Linked DNA regions of Homo sapiens: regions 1, 2, 3 and 4 are each linked to region 5. The links are chromatin loops, found by intact Hi-C in ENCODE. Cell type or tissue: PC-9. All regions are shown on one strand.

The links. A loop is a pair of places that touch in the nucleus more often than their neighbours do. Peaks named below come from ENCODE experiments on the same cell type or tissue, not always from the same donor. Only the 100,000 strongest peaks of a DNase experiment are listed, where the experiment ranks them.
Region 1: a loop joins it to region 5, with 10 times the contacts of the local background. A loop is called at or near these places in 3 of 110 quality-filtered maps.
Region 2: a loop joins it to region 5, with 5 times the contacts of the local background. A loop is called at or near these places in 6 of 110 quality-filtered maps.
Region 3: it touches region 5 in a loop (4-fold over the local background); 3 of 110 quality-filtered maps call a loop at or near these places.
Region 4: a loop joins it to region 5, with 4 times the contacts of the local background. A loop is called at or near these places in 9 of 110 quality-filtered maps.

The regions. Positions count from the first base shown.
Region 1 is chr6:127,603,173-127,608,172 of GRCh38, reverse strand. LOC105377995 (a long non-coding RNA gene) reads left to right here. Exons shown (of 4, transcript XR_942977.2): 1 at 1-81; 2 at 1,276-1,367. Among named protein-coding and RNA genes, the nearest start is that of C6orf58, 28 kb to the right of the region's middle. In PC-9, CTCF peaks have their summits at 1,723 and 1,928 (motif pointing left); a DNase peak (open chromatin) is centred at 1,932; H3K27ac peaks cover 54 bases.
Region 2 is chr6:127,734,402-127,739,401 of GRCh38, reverse strand. All of the region lies in intron 4 of THEMIS (thymocyte selection associated), which reads left to right. Among named protein-coding and RNA genes, the nearest start is that of LINC02536, 73 kb to the right of the region's middle. In PC-9, CTCF peaks have their summits at 2,058 and 2,263 (motif pointing left); a DNase peak (open chromatin) is centred at 2,251.
Region 3 is chr6:129,250,005-129,255,004 of GRCh38, reverse strand. LAMA2 (laminin subunit alpha 2) reads right to left here. Exons shown (of 65, transcript NM_000426.4): 13 at 4,792-4,893; 14 at 2,710-2,921. Among named protein-coding and RNA genes, the nearest start is that of LAMA2, 370 kb to the right of the region's middle. RefSeq lists a silencer at 3,153-3,357. In PC-9, CTCF peaks have their summits at 2,516 and 2,715 (motif pointing right); a DNase peak (open chromatin) is centred at 2,704.
Region 4 is chr6:129,367,772-129,372,771 of GRCh38, reverse strand. It overlaps LAMA2 (laminin subunit alpha 2), which reads right to left. Exons shown (of 65, transcript NM_000426.4): 34 at 2,782-2,880. Among named protein-coding and RNA genes, the nearest start is that of ARHGAP18, 340 kb to the left of the region's middle. RefSeq lists an enhancer at 1,772-2,281. In PC-9, CTCF peaks have their summits at 1,974 and 2,179 (motif pointing right); a DNase peak (open chromatin) is centred at 2,201.
Region 5 is chr6:129,572,695-129,577,694 of GRCh38, reverse strand. It overlaps ARHGAP18 (Rho GTPase activating protein 18), which reads left to right. Exons shown (of 15, transcript NM_033515.3): 15 at 1-1,563. Among named protein-coding and RNA genes, the nearest start is that of ARHGAP18, 130 kb to the left of the region's middle. In PC-9, CTCF peaks have their summits at 2,021 and 2,222 (motif pointing right); a DNase peak (open chromatin) is centred at 2,104; H3K4me3 peaks cover 762 bases; H3K27ac peaks cover 759 bases.

The DNA.
Region 1 (5,000 bases), 2.0 Mb after region 5:
GCATTTGAAAGCCACATTTCAGGCTAGCTGTCTAACACTCTTGGAAATTCGCTAGCCCTGGAAGGTGCAGTTACTTCCCAGGTCTGGAAGGCTTCCAAGAGATTTATTATAAACGTGATCTTCCCTTTTTAGATCTATCAACTATCTATTAACTATCCATCAACTGTCTATGTATCATCACCTACTTATCTGTAATTTATTTCATTTTAAAAATAGTTGTATAAAGCTCCATCACATAAATACGTCATTATTTATTTAACCATTAATTCATTAATGAACATTCAGTAAAGTTGCTGCAAAATATCTTTCCTGTGTAAGCTATAATACGATGGGTCTTTTTACATCTTTAAATTGTGTTATTAAAAGTGGAATGACTGAATAGAGTTTACGAAATTTATTTTGGTATAAAGCTGAGAAAAAGATACACCTTTCTTTCTTTTTCCTAATATTTAGTCAATGAACCCAATTACATAAATGTAATAATCCTTTCCCCCCATTGTTCCAAAGTACATTTATCATATACTATTTTTAAAAAACAAAAAATCTATCTCTAGATTATTTTTTCATCCAGAAATACTGTTTTTCAAATTCTACTCCAATGAGCTAGTAATCTGTCCATCTTGTGCATCACTCAGTGCTCGCATGTCTAAAGATTGTGGCTATATGACAAATTTTAGTATCTGTTTAGAGAAGCCCCATCCTGGTTTGGGGGGTTTTTTTAAGAGAAAAACTCCTGGGTTTTCTTATAGGCTTATTAATCTACACTGGGGAGCATCCAACTTTTTGTAATGTTTAAGTAAAATTACAAGTTAAGTAATATTTTAAGTTTTGTAGCCCATTAGGTTTCTATCAACTAATCTACCCAGCTTTTGTAGGGCAAAAAGCAATAGACAATATGTTAGTGAATGCGCATGGTATGGTTCAGTAAAATTTTATTTTTGAGAACAGGTGGTGGACTGGATTTGGCCCAGGGCCATAGATTGCCATCCCCTGATCTAGATAAAATTTACAATATATTGGCCAAGTATAACATATACTTTTATTGGCTCATATCAGCCCCATCATTAAAACTCTTACTCTTTTTCCCTTTTCCTCATCAAGTTATATGTCAGCTTTCATGATCTGGTTAACAACCACCTTAACAGTCTTATTTATAACAATTTCTGCACATAGACTTAGACATGTCAAAATACTTCTTATAATTTATTATCTTTTGTATTGCCACACTTTTGCACAAATTATTTTCTTTTCAAAAATGCTATTTCTGGCTGGCAGGCAAAGCAAAATGGCAGAGTAGATCTCTCCAGCCATCTTACTCCCACAGGAACATCAATTTGAACCACTATCCACAAGAACCTTCACAAGAGGTAAGGGAACCTGAACATGTGAGTGAGATTATGAAGCCCCCTGGACTGCAAAAATGAATAAAATTGTGGTGGGATAGTAAATTGGTTCTCTGTGATCATGATGCTTGTCCTCCACAAGCCATTATGGAAACACATGCAGAAAATCCCCCTGGACTCACAGTTTCTACAGTGAAAAAGTGAGCTGGATGGAGGTGAACAGTAGGCTTCCTCACTATCCTGGGTTCCTCAGTGAGAGATTCACTCTGCATCAGCCCGCAGGGAGAATCACAAGTACTGATGCAGGGCTGAACCACCAGAAGTCAGTTCGCGTCAAAGGGAGGGGTGGGGCTAGGGGCAGCCAGCAGTGGAACTTGGCAGTGGCTCACCATCCCTGCCAGAAGAGACCCCACACCAGAGAGGCTGTTTATGGGTGCCACACTGTGGGAAGCACAGTCCACAGATGCTCTGGAATCTAGAGGCTGACTGGCTCTCCCACATGGCCCTGAGAGCCCTCCATAAATCTATCAGCCCATCCAGCTGGAACAGCTTTAGTGGTGGAGTCATTGTGAGTTTTGTTTCTAACCTGGTCATCAGGTGCCCTCTAGTGCTTAAATAGAATACAATAGCCAGTTTGCTCAGAATTTCTCAACAAGCCCACTGAAATAGTAAGGTCACAAATTCAGACATTGAAAACTAGATGAAGAAAAAGTGCTGACAAAACACACACACACACACACACACACACACACACACACAAAACATACAACCAAGAATACTGTGCTTAGCAAAAGTATATTTCGGAAAAGTAAGAGAAATAAAAAAAATTCCCAAACAAAAAAGCCGAGGAAATTTATTGCAACCAGGCCTGCCTTATAAGAAATACTAAATGAAGTTCTTCACACTGAAACCAAAAAATGCTAATGTTTAGCACAATAACATCTGAAGATATAAAGCAAATTCAGAATATTCTAACAAGACAATCGTGGAACATGAACCATTTACATCCATCATAGGAAGGCTGAAAGACAAAACAAATGAAAATAATAATTACAAAACTTTGCTAAGAGATAAGAAATATAAAAAGATATAAATTAAGACATCAAAAATGCAAAATGTGGGGAGGTAATGGAACTAAAAAGTAAAGTGGATTTCTTCTTATGATCAAAATTAAATTGCTATCAATTCAAAATAACCTGTTATAGCCATGTTTTTAGTAAGCCTTGTATTAATCAAAAAACAAAAGCATTTAATAGATACATTAAAAATAGCCAGATCAAAACATGCTAATAGAGAAAATCACTTAATCACAAAGGAATACAGTAAGAGAAAAAGAAACAAAGATTCTACAAAACACATAACACAGAAAACACATAACAACATAGCAAAAGCAAGCCGTCACCCATCAATAATGATGCTTAATATAGATGAATTAAATTATCTAATTAAAAGACATATAATTGCTCAATGGATTAAAAAATAAGACCCAACTTCATGCTGCCTACAGAGATGCACTTTACCTGTAAGTGAATGCACAGACTGAAAACGAACGGATGGAGAAAAATATTCCATGCAAATGGAAATCAAAAGAAAGCAGGAGTAGCTATACCTATATCAGATAAAATAGACCTCAAGTTAAAACTATAAGAAGAGACAAACAAGGCCATTATATAATTATAAAGAGGTCAATACAAATAAGAAGATATAACAATCATAACTATATATATGCACTTAACATTGGGGCACCTAAATATATAAAGCAAACATTAATAGATCTAAAGAGGGAGATAGACAGCAATACAGTAACAGTAGGGAACTTCAGTATCCAACTTTTAGCAGTAAACAGATCGTCTAGACAGATAATCAACAAAGGAATATCAGATTCAAACTGCACTCAAGATCAAATGGACCTACCAGACATTTACAGAACATCCAACAGCTATAGAAATTCACATTCTTCTCAGCTGCAAAGGGAACATTCTCTAGGACAGACCACATGTTATGCCATGGTAAAACAAGTTTTTACAAATTAAAAAAAAATCAAAATCGTATCAATTTACCTTTTCTGACAATAGTGGTATAAAACTAGAAATTAACAACAGGAAATTCTTTGAAAACTGTACAAATACATGGAAATTAAACATGCTCCTAAAAAACAACAGGTCAATGAAGAAATTAAAGGAGAATTCTAAAATATTATTGAGATAAATGAAAATGGAAATACAGTATACTAAAACTTAAGGGAAATAGCAAAATTAGTTTTTAGAGGGAAAATTATAGTAATAAACATCTACATCCAAAAAGAAGAAATGTCTCAAATAAACTAACAGAACACCTCAAGAAACTAAAAAAGCAAGAACAAACTAAGCCCAAATTTAGTAGAGGAAAAAAATAATAAAGATCAAAGCACAGGCCAGGCGCAGTGGCTCACTATGATCCCAGCACTTTGGGAGGCTGAGGAGGGTGGATCGCGAGGTCAGGAGATCGAGACCATCCTGGCTAACACAGTGAAACCCCGTCTCTACTAAAAATACAAAAAATTAGCCGGCGTGATGGCAGGTGCCTGTAGTCCCAGCTAGTCGGGAAGCTGAGGCAGGAGAATGGTGTGAACTCGGGAGGCAGAGCTTGCAGTGAGCCGAGATTGCACCACTGCACTCCAGCCTGGGTGACAGAGTGAGACTCAGTCTCAAAAAAAAAAAAAAAAAAGATCAAAGCACAGATAAGTAAAATAGAGACAAATAGTATAAAATATCAATGAAACAAAGATTTGTTTTTTTGAAAAGATAAAAAATCAACAAATCTTTAGCCAGTCTAAGAAAAAATGAAAGACGTCTCAAATAGATAAAATTAGAGATGAAAAATAAAGCATTACAACTGATACCACAAAAATACAAAAGATCATAAGAACCTACTATGAATAATTATACATCAGAAATTTGAAAAAAAAACTGGAAGAAAGGAATAAACTCCTGGACACGTAAAACCTATCAAGACTGAATCAAAAAGAAATAGAAAATCTGAACAGACAAATAAGAAGTTACAAGATTGAAGCAATAATAAAAAGTCTCCCCATCAAAGAAAAGTTCGGGATGTGATGGCTTCACTGTTGAATTCTGCAAAATGTGTAAGAAGAACTAATATCAATACTTCAGCAATGATTCCAAAATAAGTGAAAAAGAGTAAACTCTCCTAATTCATTCTAAGGGGCCAGTATGGCCCTGATTCCAAAACTAGACCAGGACACAACAAAAAGATAAAACTACAGACCAATATTCCTGATAAACATAGCTGCAAAAAATCCTTGATAAAATACTAGAAATCAGGATTCAACTCCACATTAAAAAGATTATTTACCATGATCCAGTGGGATTCATCCAATAAATATATTGATGCTTTAATATACACAAGTCAATAAATGTGATATATTACATTAACAGAACAAAGGATTCAAAACACATAATCATCTCAAAAGATGCAGAAAAAGCATCTGACAAAAGTCAATATCTCTTCATTATAAAAATCTCTCAACAAATTAGGTATAAAAGAAACATACCCCAACATGATAAAGCAATCTACCCATTCTGGTCTCCCAAAGTGCCAAGATTACTGGCATGAGCCGCTGCTCCCAGCCTTATTCTTCAAGCTTTCAGAGTTCTT
Region 2 (5,000 bases), 1.8 Mb after region 5:
TGCTGGGATTACAAGTGTGAGCCACTGGGCCTGGCCTAGAAATAATTTCTTATTTTTTTTCCCATAATTTCTTCACTCTTGCTCTCTGTCTCTCTCTCAACTCTTTGTTCCTTGGAATTGAAATTCATTTTTTATCTTGGGCTTCTTATTCACTTTCTGACCTAGTTCCCAAATGCTTCTCTTTTGACTCTTCTTGAATATTCTTTTATATGGCAAAACATGTGATTAAGGATCTTGAGAAGGGGTGTTTGTCATGGAGTGGTGGGTGGACTGTGAATGCCATCACAATATTCTTAGAAGAGAGAGGCTGAGGGAGTTTAGATGCACACAAGCACAGAAAAGTCAATGTGAAGATGAAGACAGGGCTTGCAATGGTGCAGCCATGAGCAAAGGAATACCAAACTTCTGACCTCCAGAACTTTTAAAGAATATATATATTTTTAATTAGGCCACCCTGTTTGTGGTAATTGGCTATAACAGCCCTAGGAAACTAATATAATACACCGGACTTACCAAGGAATTAACTTGGAATTATCAGCTATGGACATAGCGGTTCATATCAATATGAATATTTATATATATTCCAGGCATTTTGAAATTGTACAGAAATGTCCTAGACAGAAAACCTCTCATGAGTTATTTAACTGATTAATTCACCACTTATGTCTCAAGGGCTAAACGGAAATTTCCAAGGTTATCAAGTAGAAAGACTTCCAAGAGCACACCATCTAGCCAGACAGACTTGAAAATAAGCAAAGTCAGGGCTTACTCAGGGAATTACAAAGCAAAGCATAGAAGGGGAGGGGTGAAATGGAGTTGCAGAATAATCGTCAAGGTCGTAGGTAGTAGTCTGGAATTTACAATGTGGGCAATAGCAATGGAGTTATAGAGGAGTTAGAGAAGTTAAATTGACAACTCTAGTTGTATATGAAAAACCTTGTAACTCTTTGCTATTGTAATAAGATAGAACTTTCTCAGTTTCAACTGCCCTAAACCACACTAAGGCCTTTCCATGTTGCTTTGTTTGCCTAAATAATTTGGCCTCAAATTCTCCAGCCATAGAAAATATTCCTTTTCTATGCATGATTGTATCCACATATGCTACATTATTTGGCAATTGGATTACAGTCTGATTCTCTGTGGATCACAGTGAATTTTGCTCTGGGTAATGAGTATTTTTTTACTTAAATTTATACTGAATTCTTGCTTTATATTATGCATATTAAAATGGCTTATACCCTCTAGAATTACAGCATACTATATTATTGAGTGGGAGTGAGGGGAGAGAATGAGACCTTAGGCCAGGGTAGGATTTACCCGTAGCTTTGTTCAACAGCTCATGCTTCTATTAGTTATAAGTAGAACAAAACCAAGGTAAGAAGGATAGAGGCCCACTCCAGATGTATCTCCCTGAGTCACCATCATGCCCTTCCTTGAAGTCTCTTTCCCTAAAGCCCCGCCCTTTTCCCTGCACAAGCACGTTGTATAAAGTATAAACAGTATCTAAGATTATGTGAATTCCTGTCTTGAAAAAGCCATCCACTAATACTGATCCATGTCAGGGGTATGAATTTGTTAGAGGTACAAATTAAAAATAAGTTAAAAAACACATTAAGGTTCTCTCTAGTAGTAAAGAGGGAGTTGATTAATTCTCAGTTGTTTATGACTCCTGAATGCAAATGTCACTCATCATTGTGATAAGATTTTTATTCTTGAATTAGTTTATGATATATTTGTGCCCATGTAGTGAGTAAAATCCTCAAATATAACATGTTAGGCAAGATCTCAGGGAAATATGTATTAAAAAAGGTAAAATTAAATGTATTTACATAGCTCTTTGCCAAGAAAATGAAAATGTTTTAAGTAAATATTCCAGGAGCTAAGATTAGATGAGAATACTTGAGATATGGGTGGCATTTGAATACTTACTTGGCTCTGCTTTAAGAAACACAATACTCTGAAACATTCACTAGTGCATTTACCAGCCTCTTGGAGTCCTGAGCATCAAGAAAAGGTGCCAACTGTGATCTTGAGAGGCTCAACTTAAGCCTGGAGTTTATGTAAATAGCCTTTGTCCTGAAGATATATGTATGACTTGAAAAAATAAAAACCTCTGTCCATGGAAGTCTCTTTTCAAATGACAGACATTTAATCCTAAAGCCATGAAATCCTGGCAGATTTCCCATATTCAAACTAAGTGCATAGATATAATGACACTGCTTCCTCAGCCAGGAGTAGCTACACTCTGAAAGGTAGTTGCCAAGAGCCAGGGAAGACTGCCATCTGGTGGGAATATATAATTACTACCAAAACACAAGTCACAGTCTCCTGGTTGCTTTATTAAGGTATTTGTTTACAGTCTAACTTTAAAGGCAACAGTGAAATGAAAATTTAAACCAAACACTACAGGCATCAAATGAACAACATTTTAACTCATAACTAATAGTTATTATTGTTTTAGAAATTTTATCCTATTATTTTGTTATTTTACCTTTTCTATGACATGTCAAGGAGAAGCAGACAAATATTTTTTCTTTTTTTTTTTTTTTTGATCATTTGGTTTTCCTTTACTTATGTCATAGTTTTCAAAACTGGGATAATCCTTCTTGTTACAAAAAGGGCAATATGATGCGCACCTCAGACTACATTAGGAGATAGAAGAATATAGAGAAATTAATTAAATGGCAAATAATGAAAGTAATCCAAACATAGATCTGAAAATGATGAGTCTTTAGCCTAGACTCCAATTTGATTTGCATTTGAGGATATTGTTTAATCCTTTTGTACTTGATAGATTTATGGTTCCTCTATGAGCTGGGTGTCACCTTGGCAAATGATAATGCTAGATCACATACTTGCATAGAAATTTTAATGTACTTAAAGTGCTTATGTGATCCGGGGGCTAGATCTGGGTGTTAGAAAACCATATCAATAAATACTCAGCTCTTAAATTTCCCCTATTATCAATTTTATTCCCTACTTATCTAAATTTCACTCCCTTCAAAGTGAATGTGGGAGTGGGTTGAAACATTTTCTGCAGAGTTTCAGATGCTATATATATGTTTGTGTTTGTCTGTGTGTGTGAGAGAGACAACTATACTTCATATTAAATATTTTCTCAGTATAAATTTGTCTCTCCACTGAATTTATAAATTATATATAATAAAAACAATTTTCTCTAAATATACAATTTTAAACATGTATCACTAAAACCCCAAAAGGAAATGAAATGTCTAAATGTTTTGTTCTTGACTAAGTGAGAATTTCAGATATAGGTAAAAAAGACAACTGGGCCAAACATCCTTCTCTCTTTCACTCCCTACAATTCACCAAGCACAAAATCCGTGATGGATGGTAAACTTGCCCACACTGAAACATGTGGTCAGTGTTAGTGCCCACCAGCAAATCCTTCCAGATTCATATGACTGGATTTACTTATGATGATTTGCTTAACAAAAGTAATTTATGTAGTTTCATGAATGCTTTCAGGATTTGGAGCTGAAAATCCTCAAAAAGAGCATATACTAGCTGATTTCCCTGATGTTCCCTGATGTTGGAAGAATCATTGATCATCATTAAATAAATAAATATACCTGTTCCAACATCTTGTAGCAGGTGGCACAGAGTTGACCATGTGTGAAAAAAATTCATCATCCACTAATTCTGACCTGCAAATTCAGAAGAACTGCCCTGGCAACTGTCATTCCAGGGCTTTCTGAAGTTGTAAACACACATGGCAGATTGTTCCTGTTCTGTAGTACCTGGGCTTCTTGATCGCAGTGTCAGCTGATTCAGAAGTTGTTCTTCCAGGTTCCTCTCATGATCCACAATGTTGACTTTGAAAACACCATGTATCCTCTATTTAAAAGCTAAAAATCCCAAACATATAACCCCAATATGCAATCAATATTAAATAAAAATCACGTGCATCCAAATCATCTGCTAACTATGGATTCTCTTTTCACTGAAAGTCATTGCTCCTTTTAGATATAGTATGAAGTTCAGGAAAGCTGAAGTTGCTACAAAAGATACAGACTAATGCTTTCTGTCAACATACACACACAGACACACACACACACACACGCACACACGCCCCTATTTGTAACAGATTTAGTCTTTAATTATCAAGATGTTTCTGAGAGCAAGTTACAAAGGTTAGACGCCCCGCATTCATTTGCTCAGTCTTGTTGTTAGATTGCCACCTTAGTCCCTGTCTATTCCTTGCAATAATGTCTAAACTATAGGTTCTGTTTTAGCTTCCAGAGTAGTACAGAATCAAGTCTCTAAAATTTTCGTCTGCTGAGACTATAGATCTAACAATATCATCCTAATCTAGTAATGATCTTCAATTTTGACTTTAGAAGGGAGAGATTATTTAAGAAACAATATCTTAATTCCTGAACTCCAGTATATATATATATACACACACATATACACACACACATATATGTATATATATACATACACACACACACACACACACACACATATATATATATATATATTTTTTTTTTTTTTTTTTTTTTTTTTTTTGAGACAGAGCCTTGCTCTATCGCCCAGGCTGGAATGCAATGGTGTAATCTCGGCTCATTGCAACCTCAGCCTCTCGGGTTCAAGCGATTCTCCTGCCTCAGTCTCCTGAGTAGCTGGGACTACGGCGCGTGCCACCACACCCGGCTAATTTTTTGTATTTTTAGTAGAGAGGGGGTTTCACCATGTTAGCCAGGATGGTCTTGATCTCCAGGCTTCGTGATCGGCCTGCCTCGGCCTCCCAAAGTGCTAGGATTACAGGCGTGAGCCACAGCGCTCGGCCTCCATTTTTTATGCACCCTCACGTCTTACACAAGCAAATTATTGTCTTGATTTCAAGACTTAGACCAAACGTTTTCTTACAAAAAATTTCAAGAATACACAAAAAGCAAGAGAATAGCATAATGAACCTCCAGGTACTCATTACCTGACTTCATCAACCGTTAACTCAGGACCAATTTTGCTTCATT
Region 3 (5,000 bases), 320 kb after region 5:
CCAAGTCATGTGACACATCTACCCTCCAGGATTAGAGAAATGCAATATCCCCTATAGATGAGATTGGAAATTTGGTGAACTCTACTAATGTCTACTGTAAAGTTAGAGGAAAATACACTTTGTGCAGAGTTCTATATCTAATATAGGTGCTTCATAAAAGCCTTTCTTGATTTAAAGACCAAGGATGTTACTAAATCCAAGTCTTGGATAATTTAAAGGTGAAAGATGCACAGTTCAGTTAGGTTGATTTCTCTTATATTCTTAAAAGAAGAATGAAGAGTTTTCTACTTGTGCCTTCATCTTCCTAGTGAAGACAGCGAGAAGAAAATAAATTAATTTTATCTAATGGGTCTCAGCATTCTGGATAAAAATGATAGTAAGAACTGTCATATGTATGGAAATGCCAGTATGTGCCTTTCTTTAGAGGTCTCTAAGTCTTAATGGTATTTGGAGAAAATGTGATCCTTTGGGATGAAGTAGATAAGATAGAAATGCTTCATATTTGTGTGCTGGGTTACCACTAGCCAAGTGCTTTTGCAGCTCTCTAATTCAATTCTTGCGGTGACTTTTTGAAGCTGGCAGAGCAATTGTCCTCCTCCTTATTTTACAGATGAAGTGATTGAAGTCCAAAGAGGTCAAAGCCATACTTATGTTTACAACTATTAAATAGCTGAGTTGAAAACAAAAGTCAAAATTCTTGACCCGCAGTCCAGTTCTCCTTCTGTTATACAATTCCATCTAATCATATAACTAACTGGAGGAACCTAAGCCCATTTGCTGAAAGAACTGCCATGGAAGTAAATCCACTGTAAATAAGTCTGAATATGAATTTTTGTTGAGCTTCAATTTACTTGTGCTTGTACACAAACAGTATACCAAGTCGAAAGCCTACTGTGCAAGACAAGTTGAAATCAATTCAAGTGATGTTTTACAAATATGACTCAATCTACTAGTAGATCAAAGATAAAATATAACAAGCTTACTGACTGACTCCAGATTCATGCCGACTTTCAGCTCACCTGAGTGGGTAGGAGTTTCAAATTTGACATTGGCTTTTACTTATTGAACCACAGTGCTTTAGGTAATGTAGGTGACAGAAAGTAGCCACCTACTTGGATTAGCTCTTGTGTCATTTCACAGAGCCGCGCTGTGAATGCATTCCTCCTGTATGGCGAAACCTCAGAAGACTGCAAATGAAACCAGTGATTTTAAGACGGGTAGACACTGAAACTGTCCAACATAAATCAGGGGGAAATGTCTTTGTATTAACTAGCCTGAAAAGCAATGCTGACAAAAATATATAAGCCCCCCAGACACTTTTTTTGTCAATTTGGTTGTCATTCATTTTGAAAGCTGGAGGACTCATTTCTTTGTACTGTTTAAACATCATGACAACCTCTATTTGCTAAATGTGAAAAACATAATTAATTCCTAAGTGCTGCTTCTCATCTCCATGGCATTTTAACCCAGCTTCTAGAAGAATTGCCTATGCAAAAGAGGTACATTGTTTGGCAATGGTTCTGTTTATGATTCTGCAGTTCTCTCCTTTGGGAAATGGTAATGATGATTAGACTAAGTTGAAATATTACCAGTGAAAGGCAAACTAGGCAGCACAGGGAAATGATGAGGGACAGGGAGGTGAGAGGTGGTGGTGTCAGCAATAAAAACTCCAATATTGGAGACATTGCTTTCATTAAAGGTATACCGGGTTGTCAGGCTGGGGTCACATTTGAATGTCTAACTTAACCTGATTTAGAAGGAAGTTCCTATGACACCTTGTGTTATTTATTATTAGAGTAGAAAACGAGAAGCGTAAAGAGCTCATTCAGACACAGTTGAAGTTAAAATTCTGTCAGATAAAAATGTCATTGTTTTAAAAATAAAAAAAACAAAGCCGCCTTACAGCAGTTAATCAGACCCGAGCATATTTGGTTCAAGTCAGGTAGTTCACTCTTTTAAAAAAAGGGGGCGGGGAGAACAAGAAAAAAACTGAAAGTGTTCTAGGTGATGAGTACTTTCCTAATGATCACATATCATGTTAACAAAGACCCTGAAAAGTAGGCATTACTATATCCACTTTACACTGAAAAGAAACGTTCCTCAAGGCTTAATCACTTGCCAAAGGTCACACATAAAATAAGCAATAAAGCTTATTGAATTTCTATTCAGTTTGGCTCCAAAGTTCATATTCTTTCCTTTATACCATATGGCTGTTATAGTCTTAAAGTGTTTTATAGTGAGATGGGTGGTCACTTAAATGAAAAGACTTACTTTTCTTATTACAATCTATATACTATTAAGCCAGAAACTAGTTAACAACTACTGGAAGGAAATATTTTAAAAACCACTTTCCAAATAGGGGTGCCCTGGAATTTATATCTTTTTAGCTTCCCACGCTATGAGCCATCATAAAGGAGACTTTATTTTCCAATATAACATTTCTCAATATAGGAATCGTTATTGATCACATGTTCTGACAATTGTGAAAGAATCATCAATAATAATAAAAACCGAGACAAATTTATTCTGCATATTTAAAACTGTAAAGGTTTAAGAGAAAAATCTTTCAGAAAACTAGGGCTCCGTTCTTATCTGCTCTTTGAAGACAGCAAATCCTAGGTGCCTTAAAAAATTCACTCCTGGGGCGGCTCCTGCACCTTGGCCCCAAAGTAAATGTGTGAACGTTGGAGCTGCAGTTCTTGATTTTACCTGAAGATGGCATCCATCCCAAAGCTGTATGTGATTTGTAGGAGGACTCTCTTCAAATTCGCAAGCACTGTCATAAATTCCTTTCTACGGACTGGAAAATGTGTGCCATGTATGGTAAATGATTCTTCTTTAAGTAACAATACATTAGTATGTTCTTCAGATGGGTGCAGGTACACCTCATCTTGGGCTGTGCTGATGCTCAAGTCATTACCCTAAAGGGGGAAAAAAAAGAAATAAAAAAGAGTAAAACTGAAAAGAGGGTACAAAAGTGTCAAACATATCTATATTTGTATCCTCCACCCTCAATAGACTTTTAACTTTAAAAATTTATGTTTATTTTTTATTTATTTATTTTTTTTTGGAGACAGAGTCTCGCTCTATCCCCCAGGCTGGAGTGCAACGGCGCGATCTCGGCTCGCTGCCACCTGTGCCTCCCAGGTTCAAGCGATTCTCATGCCTCAGCCTCCATAATAGCTGAGATTACAGGCGCCTGCCACCAAGCCTGGCTAATTTTTTGCATTTGTAGAAGAGGCGGGGGTTTTGCCATGTTGGCCAGTCTGGTCTCAAACTCCTGACATCAGGTGATCCACCTGCCTCAGCCTCCCAAAGTGCTAGGATTACAGACATGAGCCACCACACCCGGCCTTAGTAGACTTTTATTTTCAGGTTGGCTTTCCCTGTCATTCAGGGAATATATTTGTGGTATACATGAAGGGAAGGCAATGCAATTTCAATATTAGCCTTAGCCAAATGCATTATGAAGCATATGCTTCTTGGTTTGGCATGACCTTAGTTCCCTGTTAACTAAAATAATAGCTACCTGACAACTCATAAACATATATGTGATTACAAACACCTTGAATTGAAAAAAGTGCACGAAAGTTACATATTTCAAACTGTAGATGGATGTGGGTTGTGTAGAACAATAGGGAAAGAAACTTAAAACTGAATTAAGCTATTATTTTAAAGGAACTTACTACATGGGAAAAAACAAACAACAAAAAAGACTGCAGTCTAATTCTCAAAATAGGACAATGGCATCTAAGGAGTATATTGAATGACCTATGACACTTAGGTAATCCTTCTTGTCTTAGTTCATTCACATGAATGCTAAATAATTTCACTCAACACTTTACATTTAGAGAACTCTTTTCACCTTAAAGGAATTCCAAAGTATACATCTAGTTGCCATATATATATATATATATATATATATATAGAGAGAGAGAGAGAGAGAGAGAGAGAGAGAGAGAGAAAGAGAGAGACAGAGAGAGAGAGAAAGAGAGAGACAGAAAGAGAGAGAGCAGACCACTTCATCCAATACTGGAAAATGTCCATTTTGAGAAAAGAATTTTTCATTTTGTCATAGATTCACATGCATGAAAGTTTCAAGACAGGAAACAACAGAGCCTGGTGCTAAATTAACATCTACCCATTTGGAATAATGAACATGCATGTATGTGTGTGCCTCTGAATACGTATCAGTGTCAAGGGGAGGAGATACATTATTGGAAAGAATGGATATGATAAGAAAGGGTGGCAGAGAGCCTCTAAGGAAACTTCAGGCTTTGAGCATTTTGAAGTTGCCTATGGCCCTTCAAATCTTGAAAGCAGTTTCTCCTGTACCTTTCTTACCTAAAACAGGATTCTGAAGTCAAGATTTAACTATAGCTAAATAAACAAGTTTCCTGTTTCATTTTATTTTATCTAATATAAACAAGGGAGTAGACAATAAAATCTATCTGGAAGCAAGAGAAAACAGGAAAAACACAACCATGTAAATTAGCATGTACCTAAACACTTTCATAATATTTAAATTTTGGAAATATGGTCCTTATGTTTGAAATTTAATTTCAAGTCTGGTCTAAAGTTCTCCTTTATCATTCAAACCCAACAAATATACTCAATCTTCTAGATATGTCTCAGAGTGAAACAAAAGAGTGGCACAAAAATCTCCTAAGGTATATTTTTTTTTAGTAGTCCTGTAAGTCAGTGTCAAACCAGGCAGGTAAAAAATACAGTACTGGTAACCTTAAGTAACATCAGGAAGTAACACGGGTGAACATGCTCTCAGTACTCTACCTCTAAGATAATCATAAGCTGGAGAACACGTTCTGTATCTTCTTCCTCTTCTTCAAGGTCATATGATATGGTAAATGTCAACTGTCCTCCTACTGCTGGGAGCTACAAGACAGAAGATGCATAATCATTACGGGATAGGAGATGGGCTATTAAATCATATTTTACTTACTGTTGTATACGAATTTTATTGTTCTATAGGGCAGTATTTG
Region 4 (5,000 bases), 200 kb after region 5:
TTATTGCCGGTGGGAATGCAAAATAGAAAAGACCATTTGGAATACATTTTGGTAATTTCTTTCAAAACTAAATATACTCTTACCATACCATCCAGCAATCATGCTCCTTTATATTCACCCAAATAGGTTGAAAACTTAAGTCCACACAAAAGTCTGCACAAAGATGTTTACAGCAACTTGATTCATGCTGCCAAAATTTGGAAGCAACCAAGATGTCCTTCAGTAGGGGAATGAATAAGTAAACAGTGATATGTCTAAACAATGAAATATTATTCAACACTACAAAGAAATGAGCTATAAAGTCATGAAAAAATATGGAGAAACCTTAAGTGTATATTACCAAGGGAAAGAAGCTAATATGAAAAAGTACCACACTGTATGATTCCAGCTATATATTCCAAAAAAGGCAAAACTATGGATGTAGTAAAAATATGAGTGGTTGCCAGGGGTCAAGGAAGAGGGAGGTATGAATAGGTGAAGCATAGAGGAGTTTTCGGGCAGTAAAACTTTTCTATATTTTACAACAACGGTGGACACATGTCATAATGCATTTTTCCAAACCCATAGAATGTACAATACCAAGAGGGAACCCTAATGTAAACTATGGACTTTGGGTGATGAGGAGGTGTCAACTTAGGTTTATCGACTATAATAAATGTACCATTCTGGTGGGGAAGGTTGTGGGGGCAGGGAGTAGATATGAGAACACTCTGAACTTTACACTCAATTTTTCTTTGAACTTTAAGCTGTTCTAAAAAATAAAGTCTGTTTAAAAAACATAGCATGAGACAATCTGCTGGAAAGGGTAAAGAGTATAGGTTGAGACATAATAAAGATCTGACACTCTTAATGAAATACTTCTTGTGGCCAGGTGCGGTGGCTCATGCCTGTAATCCCAGCATTTTGGGAGGCCAAGGCAGGCGAATCACAAGGTCAGGAGTTCAAGACCAGCCTGACGAACATGGTGAAACCCGTCTCTACTAAAAATACAAAAAAAATTAGCCAGGTGTGGTGGCACACACCTGTAATCCCAGCTACTTGGGAGGCTGAGGCAGGAAAATCACTTGAACCCGGGAGGCGGAGGTTGCAGTGAGCCAAGATCGCACCACTGCACTCCAGCCTCGGCGACAGAGCAAGACTCTGTCTCAAAAAAAAAAAAAAAAAGAAATACTTTTTGTGTCTCTAACGTCAGATCATTAGACTATACTAAGCCAATGAGGGCAAGGACTGCGCAGTTTTGCTCACACTTCTATCCCCAGTGTCATAATTCCTAGAACATGAGAGACTCCCAAAAAGTATTAGTTAAGTGAATGAATGAATGAAATGCCATTTATTACATGAAATTTTTTCTAATTACCCCTAAGCAGATGAAATTATTCTATTATTAAATATTTCTCCAGAATTTCTTCCGACTTTATTTTATTTCATGTTTTATTATATACCTGCATGCAGTTGTCTAATATGGTCCTCCATACACTTAAATGCTGATGTACACACACACACACACACACACACACACACACATCTCAAAGTTCTTTGAAGACAGATTGAGCCTCATTCATATTTTTCATCTGCCAACACGTAACTTAGGCTTTGTATGTTATGAACATTTATGTGTGCTTGTTAAATTGATTTATTCTACCATGACCTGTTAGAAAATTCTTATTTATAACAAATATGAATTATTTCATATTAAATTAATATGAGATAAATGCACTCAATTTAATCTAATGTCTACATACATTTGGCAAGAAACTCCGTGTTGTATCTGTACATTCTATATTGTTGCTATGAGATTCTGAAAAAGTGTTTAGTATGCTATTGTAACATCAGGGCCGTTGTTTAGCATTATGTGCTCAGAAGCCTATTTGATTTTCCTGTGGATATTTTCCTAAACCGACAGCAGGCTATGTAGAAAAAGTACTGGGCCAGTGGGAATCTTGAGACTGGGTCCAGCTTAAGTCCCTGAGTTTAGCAAATTGTATGGCCATTGTTAATTCGTTTCACTGTCATGGCCCGAGGCAGCTCTTCTTTAAAATACAAAGTGGACTCGATAATCCCCAGGAACCTTCTAGCTCCAATACTCTTTATCATTTAAAGCTCTTAGATAATCAAATTAAATCCGTACTTTGCAGCCCCGTTTCTAGCTTCATGCATATTTCTGGCCACAAGATGGCGGGCTTTATGTTGTTTTCTTCATTCTCTAACTGCAAAAAGTTTTTAATACCATCGCAGTTTTGAAAATTTAAAATTTCCAATTCTTTAAAAAGCCTGATAAATGCAACATGGACTTTACATTCTGACTTTAAAAAGTGTCTTAAGCACTTTGGAGTCTCACAATAGAGAAGATTTCCTCTTTTGTGTGGAAAGACTGATTTACACTGTATTTCTATACTAATGCAAAAATCCCACGATGAGATGAAAGAGACCACAAGCATTTTCATTTGTTTTTCTTTCTCTTTACACAATCAAAGATAGTGCTTTTGGAAATCAGAACAGATACAAACTTTACCACGGAGGCTACTGAATAAAGTTCTCAAAATACACTGTCATTCTGGACTTTTTAGCCATTGACAATTTCCAGGTATCCCCAATTTTTCTGCGTGCTACTGATTTCTATGATTTGATTTGAAGCAGAATTAGCAAGTCAGAATACATCTATTTTATATACCAAATTGGGAATTAGGAAGAAGGTGATTTGCATTTCAGAACTTTGAAGTAATTTTCCTTCATTGACATAATCTATCTGCTTTCAGAAGATTCATAATTTTGCCACCTTACCCTGGTCAGCAGCTCGTTCATTTCGGTCACGAGTGTATTCAGATTGCCCTCTGCCAGCTGAATAAGCCTCTCTGGGGCCCGCTGAGGTGACAGCAAGTGCTGAAAAAGATTCCATCCCATAAACATTTTTAGTAAATGGCCTTGCAGTGATAGTGTTCGACAGAACACATTTTTGTATATAAAAGGAACTTAGCCTTCTCACCTTCAAAGAAAAGATAAGGAAACTATTTCAACTGGGCACTTACACATTGAGTGTCATGCCAAATATTCAGGCAAATAATAAAAATTGCAGTGACTTATTGAGAAATTACTATGTGCCAGGCTTTTTATGTTTTGTTTTTTCATTTAATTTTCACAACAGCTCTATGGGGGGTAAGCATTATTCCATTTCATGAAAGAGCAAACTGTCTTGAAGACAGTTAAAAATGTGCACGAGATCACACAGTCAGTAAGGGGTAGAGTTAAGATAAACTCCTTGCCTGGCCCATTTAAGGCTCCCATTCCAATTAACAGAGACACAGATCACAGGTAAAAAAGAGAACGGCAGGCCTTAACATAGAGACCTGGCTAGGCGCTAACTAACTGGCCTGTCCTCGGTGTTGCTAGGAACTGGCCTAACAGCAGGGCCATATTTTTTTCCTATGGAACATAAATAATCTCATAGGACACTAAATTAGACAAGGTCACTCTGAACCAGTGATGAATGAAACAGAAAAAAAGAGACTACCCTGTAATGTCTAAGCGCAGACAAAACCATAGCGGGTTTTGTGTAGACCACAAAACTACCCCAACCTCCCATTTCCTGGCTAATATGAATGAACACTGCCTCCTTATTAATCATAGCTTTATCCTCCCTCTGTTCTTCCTTCCCTCTAGATAGGATTCACAAAATACTCACAGAATTACTCCCACTTCTGAATAGCACCCAGTTGAGTGCTAACCTTAAGTTATCTAGCACAGCCTCAAATACTAGAAGTTATTCCTAACACCTTCTTATTGAGACAGCCCACAATTCCCCCATGGTGTTCAGTGCCCCTTGTTGCAACAAGTTAATAAATCCCACTTTGTTCCATCACATGTGTGTCCTTGATGGTCTTTGGCTGAAGCTTGGGGAGCACTGACATAGTTAAAGAAATTGAGCAAAGAGGTGAAATAACTTAAGTTTTTATAATACCAGAAGGTGATCCTCAGTATACAAATGTCAAGTGAATGATGGAAGAAGAACAAAATAAAAAATCAAGAAAGACTAGAATTTAAGGATAATCCAGGTCATCTGGATCAATATCCAGCCAGAAGTGGATGGGTCACTGAATCCCTTGGCTTAGAAGATGTTCACAAATTGGAGCCTCTTCTATAGGATCCTCTTTACTTCATCATCCATTGCTTAAGTATTAGTTTTAAAATGTTTCATGTTCAACTAAAATGTTTGCTTTTCTAGTTTAATTTATTTTTCTGTATTCTCTCCATATACAAGGAAAATAACTGATCGGCATTCTTTTCATTAAAACTCTTCACTTCCCTGAATACCAGGACCACAAGGTAAACTCAGGTTCCTCTGCCTGGCTTTCAAGGTTGTCCATCATATCACCCTGCCTCACTGAAGTCTCCAGCCTTATCTTTCACTAGCAGGTCTGACTTTTAATATCTGCCAGACAGATCTAATTCACACCACTGCCTCTGCTCACATGGCTCTGTTAAGCACAGCTGCCTTCTCCCTGTGTCCTCACACGGCAGAAGGCAGAATGTTTGTGTCCTTCTAATATCCATGTGTTGACATCCTAGTTCCCAATGTGATGATATTAGGAGGTGGAGCCTTTGGGAAGTGATTGAGTCATGAGAATGTAGCCTTCATGATTGGGATTAGTGCCCTTATTAAAGAGACCCCAGAGAGCTAGCTATCCTTTTCCTCAGTATCCAGATATTAAATGAATTAAATGTGGGGTCATAGCAAGAAGTCACCCTCTGTGAGGAACAGGCCTTCACTAGACATTGAACATTGCTGGTACCTTGATCTTGGGCTTCCCAGCCTCAGAACTGTGAGAGATATATTTCTATTGTTTATAAGCTAATCAGTTTATGGTATTTGTCACAGCAGCTCCAATGGACTGTGACAGACTTTCAACATATAAATTTGGGGAGATGTAAATATTCAGACCATGACAACTTCTTTCCTATTTCTTGGAGTTTCTGTAAAAGCTATGTATGGTAATCCATTTAAG
Region 5 (5,000 bases):
CATAGCTGGCTTTACGTGTTGTCATTATTAGCATTATAAATATGCATGATAGTATAATCCAGTAATGGTTGAAGAATGTATTTTACTTAAAGAGGGATTTTTTTTTTTAAGTCCTGAATAAGTCTACTGGAAGAATTATTCTTCTGGGTGAAAAAGCTTTTGTTTGTGTTCTTATTTTAAATAATCGGAGTCAATTTATTAAAATGTTCTTGAAAGTACTATTCCCAGGGATTTTAATGCACAAACCATATTGTGACAAGAGATGAGCCTCTGTACTGTAAATAAGAAATGAAGTAGAGAAATGTTAAATATTTTATGAGTTTAGAATATAGTAAATAAAAGGTGATGTAAATGAATGCTGCACAAACGGTGTTCATGATACTTTTAGTAGTACTTTAGGAAAAACTACACATTCTCAGAAGCTCTTGATGTCTCTAATGAAGGGGGGGAATGCTGTTAATGAGAACAGTCATAAATTTTTAGCATATAATTACAAGAACAGCCTGTGGATATGATCACTTAAATGATTTTGTGGTGATTCGTGCCATTGCTTTTTTATTTAAAAGAAAATTTTGTAATTAAATGCCTTTTTCTAAATTATCTTCTCTTGGAATCATTACTTTTAATCCTATGTGTTTATGAGTATTTTTGCTTTTTTTTTATTAATATTGAGAAATGGACTTTTTTGTTATTAAAAGTCACCTCTATTTTCTATTTTCTTTGTAATTTTTAAAGTAGGAAGATGTCAGAGATGTAAATATGTTTTCGTCTTTAGTTTTTTTCCTTTTACAAATTTTTATTCTTCAGGATTTTCAAAATACAGTTTAGTCTGTTTCTTTGACAATATGTATTAATTTCCCAATTAGCAAAATGGTACTTATTAGTGGGTTGAAAACAATTAATAATATAAAAGAAAAATTAAGTGCTTAAAACATTTTAGGAGTATACAACTTCAAAAAAAAAGATAGCAGTGAGGATAATGATTTAAGTAAAAGGTTGTCTGAAGCATATGCCAACTAAATTTCGCAACGTTTGCTACCTACCTGAAAAGGAGGGTCAGGAGGGAGACACAACATATTTTTGATCATGAAAAAGTATCTTAATTTTAAAAAAGTGAAAATGCCATTTTATTTTGAATCCCTTTTAGAACTCACGACCCAAGTTCATCAATGTTGAATAATATCACGTTTAAATAACAAAAAAATATGGACTTTAAAAAATCTCAAATTTTTTAGAGACAGGGTCTTGCTCTGTTTTCCAGATTGGAGTACAGCAGTGCATTCGCGGCTAACTGCAGCCTCAAGCACTGGGGCTCAAGCAAACCTCCTGCCTCAGCCTCGTGAGTAGCTAGGACCACAGGTGCATGCCACCATGCCTGGCTCTAAAGAGAAAAAAAACTTGATACCATAGAGCCTTGAATATAAATATCCTGATGTTAACCTACTGCTTTTGCTGTGATTTTTTTTCCTTAGTGAGTTTTAAATCTCAGGCTAGATTTTTATTTGTTTTTCTGTGTGTGTATGAGACAAAATAAAAATAAATATATTTGCCTTGAGTTTAAAACATTTGAATTCTTAAAGGAGGACTGGTTGTCCTGGTAACGTTGGTGATGCTCTTTTCTGAAAGAGGCTTCATTAATCTGTTCTCACACTGCTAGGAAGAAATACCTGAGACTGGGTGAGTTATAAAGAGGTTTAATTGACTTACATGGCTGGGGAGGCCTCAGGAAACTTACAGTCATGGCAGAAGGGTAAGCAAACATGTCCTTCACATGGTGCCAGGAAGGAGAAGGATGAGAAGCACAGGGTGAAGCGGGGAAAAGCCCCTCACAAAACCATTAGATCTTGTGAGAACTCACAATCACAAGAACAGCACGGGGAACTGCCCCCATGATTCAGTCACTTCCCACAAGATCCTTCCCCCAACATATGGGGATTACAATTCAGATTACAATTCAAGATAAGATTCGGGTGGAGACACAGAGCCAGACTGTATCAGAGGTCATTGTAATTCTTTGCACTTACACAATCTTTGCTTAATGCTGCTGTAGGATTCGATGTAAATTCCTTACTAGTACTCTCTGGGAAAGGCAGATTATTTTACCGACTTCAAGGAATTTTTCATTATTGTCTGTCTTCGTTTTCATTAAACTGGTTTGGACTCTCCATCTGATTGTCCTGATTTCTCACCTACTCATCAGTAGGTGGCAGTATTGGTCAGGCATTCCTTTGAATCGAAACTACGGGAAGTTTTTAAAATGAACCCGAGTTCATAGGGAAGTTGCTAAGACTCAGTGCCAGGCATCTGCAAGGCAGCTAGGTAAGAACACTGTGGAGCTCTTGCTTTGATTACCGATTCTGAAATTGTAAATAATTTCAGAGTTTCTATGTTCAATCTGTTTGTCTGCTTTTATCCTTAATCCATTGAATGGGAAGGGCGGTAGAAGAGGACATTTTTCTAAGCTGAAATTAGGCTTTTCACAACGTCCATTTCAAGCAGAACGATTATGACAAGAAGGAAGGCAGTGAACCGGGAAAGTAAGTGAAGGGATGTCTAAGATAAGAAGGCATAATTAACTTTTTTTTTTTTTAATATAGTTTAAGTTCTGGGATACATGTGCAGAACGTGCAGGTTTGTTACACAGGTATATATGTGCCATGGTGTTTTGCTGCACCCATCAACCTGTCATATACATTAGGTATTTCTCCTAATGCTATCCCTTCCCTAGCCCCCCAACCTCTGACAGGCGCTGGTGTGTGATGTTCCACTCCCTGTCTCCATGTGTTCTCGTTATTCAATTCCCACTTACGAGTGAGAACATGCGGTGTTTGGTTTTCTGTTCCTGTGTTAGTTTGCTGAGAATGATGGTTTTCAGCTTTATCCATGTCCCTGCAAAGGACATGAACTCATCCTTTTTTATGGCTGCATAGTATTCCATGGTGTATATGTGCCACATTTTCTTTATCCAGTCTATCATTGATGGGCATTTGTGTTGGTTCCAAGTCTTTGCTATTGTGAACAGTGCTGCAGTAAACACACGTGTGCATGTGTCTTTATAGTAGAATGGTTTATAATCCTTTGGGCATATAGCCAGTAACGGGATTGCTGGGTCAAATGGTATTTCTGCTTCCAGATCCTTGAGGAATCACCACACCGTCTTCCACAATGGTTGAACTAATTTACACTCCCACCAACAGTGTAAAGTGTTCCTATTTCTCCACATCCTCTCTAGCATCTGTTGTTCCCTGACTTCTTAACGATCACCATTCTAACTGGCATGAGATGGTATCTCATTGTGGTTTTGATTTGCAATTCTCTAATGACCAGTGATGATGAGCTTTTTTTCATGTTTGTTGGCTGCATAAATGTCTTCTTTTGAGAAGTGTCTGTTCATATCCTTCACCCACTTTTTGATGGGGTTGATTTTTTCTTGTAAATTTGTTTAAGTTCCTTGAAGATTCTGGATGTTAGCCCTTTGTCAGATGGATAGACTGCAAAAATTTTCTCCCATTCTGTAGGTTGTCTGTTTACTCTGATGGTAGTTTCTTTTGCTGTGCAGAAGCTCTTTAGTTTAATTAGATCCCATTTGTCCATTTTGGCTTTTATTGCCATTGCTTTTGGTGTTTTAGTCATGAAGTCTTCACCCATGCCTATGTCCTAAATGGTATTTCCTAGGCTTTCCTCTACAGTTTTTATGGTTTTAGATCTTATATTTAAGTCTTTAATCCATCGAGTTAATTTTTGTATAAGGTGTAAGGTAGGCGTCCAGTTTCAGTTTTCTGCATATGGCTAGCCAGTTTTCCCAACGCTATTAAATAAGGAACCCTTTCCCCATTGCTTGTTTTTGTCAGGTTTGTCAAAGATCAGATGGTTGTAGATGTGTGGCGTTATTTCTGATGCCTCTGTTCTGTTTCATTGGTCTATATATCTGTTTTGGTACCAGTACCATGCTGTTTTGGTTACTGTAGACTTGTAGTACAGTTTGAAGTCAGGTAGCATGACGTCTCCAGCTTTGTTCTTTTTGCTTAGGATTGTCTTGGCTATACGCGCTCTTTGTTGGTTTCATATGAAATTTAAATTATTTTTTTCCAATTCTGTGAAGAAAGTCAATGATAGCTTGATGGGGATAGCATTGAATCTATAAATTACTTTGGGCAGTATGGCCATTTTCACGATATTGATTCTTCCTATCCGTGAGCATGGGATGTTTTTCCATTTGTTTGTGTCCTCTCTTATTTCTGTGAGCAGTGGTTTGTAGTTGTCCTTGATGAGGTCCTTCATATCCCTTGTAAGTTGTATTCCTAGGTATTTTATTCTGTTTATAGCAATTGTGAATGGGAGTTCACTCATGATTTGGCTCTCTGTTTGTCTATTATTGGTGTATAGGAATGCTTGTGATTTTTGCACACTGATTTTGTATCCTGAGACTTTGTTGAAGTTGCTTATCAGCTTAAGGATATTTTGGGCTGAGATGATGGGGTTTTCTAAATATACAATCATGTCATCTGCAAACAGAGACAATTTGACTTCCTCTCTTCCTATTTAAATACGCTTTATTTCTTTCTCTTGCCTGATTGCCCTGGCCAGAACTTCCAATATTATGTTGAATAGGGTGATGAGAGAGGACATCCTTGTCTTATGCTGGTTTTCAAAGGGAATGCTTCCAGCTTTTGCCTATTCAATATGATATTGGCTGTGGGTTTCTCATAAATGGCTCTTATTATTTTGAGATATGTTCCATCAATACCTAGTTTATTGAGAGTTTTTAGCATGAAGGTGTGCTGAATTTTATCAAAGGCCTTTTCTGAATCTATTGTGATAATCATGTGGATTTTGTCATTGGTTCTGTTTATGTGATGGATTATGTTTATTGATTTGTGGATGTTGAAGCAGACTTGCATCCCAGGGATGAAGCCAACTTGATCGTGGTGGATAAGCTTTTTGATGTGCTGCTGGATTCAGTTTGCCAGTATTTTATTGAGGACTTTCACATCGATGTT